Regions from separate parts of the Homo sapiens genome. Here region 1 is linked to region 2. A link is an interaction called in ENCODE POLR2A ChIA-PET data of the cell type or tissue named here. Cell type or tissue: PC-9. All regions are shown on one strand.

The links. ChIA-PET counts read pairs that join two places held together with the same protein. Peaks named below come from ENCODE experiments on the same cell type or tissue, not always from the same donor. Only the 100,000 strongest peaks of a DNase experiment are listed, where the experiment ranks them.
Region 1: POLR2A ChIA-PET joins it to region 2 with 10 read pairs; 2 of 35 experiments call an interaction of 5 or more read pairs at or near these places.

What each region holds. Positions count from the first base shown.
Region 1 is chr18:23,694,159-23,696,658 of GRCh38, forward strand. All of the region lies in intron 1 of LAMA3 (laminin subunit alpha 3), which reads left to right. Among named protein-coding and RNA genes, the nearest start is that of LAMA3, 6.0 kb to the left of the region's middle. In PC-9, no CTCF peak of the experiment used is centred here; DNase peaks (open chromatin) are centred at 1,383 and 1,953; H3K27ac peaks cover 1,412 bases.
Region 2 is chr18:24,135,489-24,137,988 of GRCh38, forward strand. TTC39C (tetratricopeptide repeat domain 39C) reads left to right here. Exons shown (of 14, transcript NM_001135993.2): 14 at 1-112. Among named protein-coding and RNA genes, the nearest start is that of CABYR, 2.3 kb to the right of the region's middle. In PC-9, no CTCF peak of the experiment used is centred here; DNase peaks (open chromatin) are centred at 1,113 and 1,783; H3K4me3 peaks cover 350 bases; H3K27ac peaks cover 2,026 bases.

The DNA of each region.
Region 1 (2,500 bases), 440 kb before region 2:
TGGTTTTCCCATCCTAGAAGCTCAGAAAATACATGTGGAGTTAATAAATGAATATTAACTGGAGAATAATACGGGTTTAAAGTGATTATGCACATCTTAATTGTGAGAGGTGGGAAATAGAAGTGAGTTCTCCATTACTTTCAAGTTGCACCATATACTGTGCATACTGTGTATAGGAGTGATACCAAATATAGGGGGCAGAATGGTGAGAAGGAGGAATGGCCTAGTAATGAGGGGCTTTGCTCCCCTGCTTAATGCAGGGTATTGATTTAACACACACAGACAACACTTACTGATGCTTGGCACAGGTCTAAAGCATATTACACATTGAGTTCTTGATTGTCACAACAATTTATGAATGTATGAAGGAGGTACAATTAGCATGCTTCTTTTACAAATGAGGAAACTGAAGCGCACAGAAGTTAAGTGATGTGTCCAAGATCACACACTTAGTATGTGGTAAATCCAGATTTAAACCCAGGTACTCTGGCTGCAGAATTCACGCTCTTACCCGCTATACTACTGTCACAGACATGCTAACTACTCCTTCCTCTGAGTTCCAGCTAAACTTTGCGTTGCCTTGCTAATGCCACTTATCACCTTGGAGCCATCCATTATCATGTCTGTCTCCTTATTAGGATCATGAGCTTCCTGAGGGTGGGGCCCTGTCTTCCTGTTCATGTCTGGACAGAGTATTGAGATGCCCCATAGAGTAGAATTCCTGTGCAAAGTATGCTGCACTGTTTCCTTGTGGAAGCTTGTCTTAGACACCCCATCAATGCTTTTTGAAGAAATATTCAAAAGGCAACACCACCATAGAATTTACTTATCAGAGCAACACCCTGATGGAATTGCTGTTTGATTTTAAAAGTACCTGAATTTCAACAATCTGTCTTCTGGAAGACAGGTGTGGCCCTGCTGTGTCTGATGCAGTGGCTGAACCCAATGCCCAGGACTGGACTCCCAGAAGCTGGAAGAGGCAAGGAAGGATCCTTCCTCTACATATTTCAGAGGGAGGGCAGTCTTGCTGACACCTTGATTTTGGTCTTGTAGCCTCCAGCATGGTGAGAGAGAAATTTCAGTTGTTCTAAGCCACCCATTTTGTGCTACTTTGTATGGCAGCCTTAGAAACTTAATGCAGTAACTTTAGCTTCAACTCAGTTAACCAGCAGTTGTATTGACCATTCAGTGTATGCGTGTTATCCCTGTTTGGGAGAGCAGCAGAGAGGGGACCCTGCATGAGGCTCTGTGTGTAGTTCTAGGGTCCTGGTTTGTGAGACTTTGCAACCTGATAACTCAAAATGTGGCCCCTAAAAAGAATGAGAAGAGCTCTAGGCTGAACAAATATTTAGAGATCACGCACATTATGAGTCATCCTTAAGGCCAGGAATGGTGGCTCATACTTATAATCCTAGCACTTTGGGAGGCTGAGGCGGGTGAATCACTTGAGGTCAGGAGTTTAAAACCAGCCTGGCCAAATAAAAAATAAATTAGCTGGGCATGGTGGCGTGTGCCTGTAATCCCATCTACTTGGGAGGCTGAAGCAGGAGAATTGCTTGAACCCAGAGGTGGAGGCTGCAGTGAGCCGAGATCACACCACTGCACTCCAGCCTGGGTGACACAGCAAGACTCCATCTCAAAAAAAAAAAAAAAAAAAAAAAAAAAAAAAAAAAAAAAAGAAATATGTGCACTTCTTTATGGCAGTAAGCTGTGTTGTGTGTGTCTTACCCCTGATCCTTGCTTAATGCATGTGGGGTGGCCCGAGTTTGGGGGTGGTGCATACCTGTGAGCCTTGGATCCACCTTTTGAACAGAGCCCAGTGGTTGGATAATTCCTCCACTACTAGTGAGGGCTCAGAGGGCTGCTTTAGGGGAGGGCAGGGATGGAATTGTGAAATGAAAGCTCCTATTCCCTATGTCGTGGGATTGGCTCTGCAGAGACTAAATATTGCCAAACATTTGTGTGCATGAAAGACATTGGTGGCAAAGATTCTATGCAAGATAGTTTGCACAGTAATTTGATGAGAATGCAAACATTTCAGACTTTTAAATTTTCTTACATGTTTCCAGGCTGCTTTCCTATTTTATTATGAGGACTTAGCATTTACTGTATCTTTAATGTATCATTGAATTCTAAATGTTTTTGATGAACTAGAAAAAGTAGCAGCATGTTCTGGGAGACTTCATTAGGAAAATCACTAAATAAGCTTGTTATAAACTTATTGAGTTCTCTTTCTTTTATTTTATTTCATTATCTTCTAGGTAAACTTATTAGACTTTTCTTTGAATAAAAATATAGCTGTTAAAGTAAAATTTTCTGATAGAAATGCTAAGAGCAGGTGAAATCCCCCTGTTTTTTTTGAGACGGAGTTTTGCTCTGTGGCCCAGGTTGGTGTGCAGTGGTGCGATCTCGGCTCACTGCAACCTCTGCCTCCCAAGTTCAAGCAATTCTCCTGCCTCAGCCTCTCAAGTAGCTGAGATTACAGGCATGTGTGAACACG
Region 2 (2,500 bases):
GCCGTGACTTATCCAACCTGTGAACTGATTGTGATCTGCTTGGTAACTTGGTTTGGTGTAAACTGCTCTTAACCCTTTGCTGATGAAGAAAATAATCATATAAGTGGAACTATTTGCATCTATGTGTGCTTCTTTTTTTATGTTGTCATCACTCATTCCTTCCCCTGTCCTATTTTGGAGGCTCTCAATGGATCTTCTAACTTATAAATGTCAAATATATTTTTGTATTAGATTGTGCCTATGATGAGAGAAATCTTTAATGTATATTTTATGTATGCTGAACACATTTTTATAATTTGACACACTTGGAGGCATGGTCTAGTAATAATAATGTAATATGTACCTTGCTGGTTAATATAACTAAGATTTTGCCTTTATTGGGTTAGGTATCTTTTTTTTATTTTAGCACCTGATAGCTGTCTTCTACTGAGTAAAGAATTATAACTTTTAGATGTCACAGAAAATTAGAGTATTTATTGTCACATATTGTGTAAGTCAATTATTTACTGAATTTGCACTTTTCTGTCTCTGCCAACTAAAGTTAAAGGACAAGTCATATCTGATTTTTAAAATGAGCACATGCACAGGCATGCACACACACACACACACACACGCAGACACACACCTTTGCTGTGTAAACTTTTCCAGTGGATTTCTTCCTTAAGCAAATCATGGTGGCAAGTATTCAAATACGGTTTTCACTATGAAGATACACATTCACAAAATCATGATGTACTGTTTTGGTTTCTGCAGATGGTATATTTTGTAGAAAGAAAATTGTTAAATCGAGATCATCCAAGAAGATACATAGTCGAGGCAGATACTTTAGAAGCTAGAAGAGGAAATGCAGAAAGAGAGAAGGATAAGGGGAGCAAGAGAAAGTTGGTCCATAACAGATAATGCTCCTTTTTCAGTAAAGTATGCAGAAATCACCAAGAGCACAATTTAACTGGCTTTCTTGTGAAAGCTAGCAAGGGGGCTGATCTCTGTCACCTAGTTGACTTGGGTATGAAATAGAAGCAACACACTTGAAACCCAGGTGACCTCTATGTAATGCCTAATTCCTCCTCCCAGAGGCCAGTGGTTGTCAATTTCCGTGTTTTACATAGAGATTCTGGTTTGGTAGGTTCTAGGTAGGGCTTGGGAAGGCATTTTTAACAAGCTCCTGGGATGATTTCTTATGCAGGTGATGTGGATTAGAGAAACATTGCCCTATTCATCTTTTGTTAAGGATTTGGTAAATCTGGGAGAAGAGTCAAACACAAGCAGAATTATATAGAATTATATAGCAAGGATAAGTCATAGAGCATACATCATGGGGCCACTGAGAAAATGCTTCTAACCCACTGGCTTCCTAAAGTAGGAGATTTCTGAGATGAGTTCTAAAGGAGAAGCAGGATGCAGTCAGGTGAAAACACTTGCTGGAGCAGCATCCAAGGCCTTGGACCTAATGAGCAAAAGCACAGAGGTGATAAGCGACATGTGTGTTCAAGACTCTGGAGGGTCAAGTGGGAATCACATGGTGAGACATGAAATACGAGAGGTATGCAGAGGCCACACCCACAACCATGGACTTCCATAGGGTAAGGATTTGGGGTGTGGGAGAGGGGCAGTGGAAGGTACATTTGCGTTTTAAATCATTGGTGACCAAAAAATAACATACTGGTGATTGAAAGGGAGATGAACACAAGCCAAGATTGTGAAACCACATCAAATCATTAAGAGTTCAAGAAATCAAAGCAGCGATGGGCAGTGGTTTGAAAATTCTTGGTTAGATGTTTACATTGTAACAATTTGCATTTCAGAATGACTCAGCCAAACAGTCACTGAAGAAATGGAGAGTAAAATCTTGTTTTTTGAGTTACAGGTATTTCTGCATAATACCTTACACCTAATAGATGTTTGAGATGACCCACCAAGGTTACGTTAAAAAAACCATAAATGTCTCCAATTCCAAAAGACACCATAGATGAGGTACTTAGGATTTTCAGTAGCTCAGTTCATTATGTCTCTGACACCTAAATGTGTTATAAACCAAGCTATCAGAAATCATGACAGCCTCATCTCACTTTTATTTACATTACCAAAGTGGTGCTGGAGGCAAGTGATGAAGGATGAAAAATATCTGCAGACCCACCAACATACTCAGTCTAAAAGCATTTCTCCCTTTTTTTTGTTTTGTTTTGTGAGACGGAGTCTCGCTAATTCTCCCTTTTTAAGTATGTAAACTTCCCGAGAAGAGGGAGCTTTCCTGGCACTCAGTAAAATAATTATTAAGTGGATTAATGAATGGCACCAGATAATGCTGACTGAGGCCTTAACATTGCTTTTATTGCAAAGTGCTCTGGAAGCCCTAATTTTTTCTGAATTAAAAAATAGGGTTTTGTTTTATTTTGGTTTGGTTTTTGTTTTGTTTTGTTTTGTTTTTGGTCAGATATCTGCCCTGGCGATGCTCTTTGGTTTAAAGTAGTTGCTTTTTAAACATTTGAAGATGGATCAA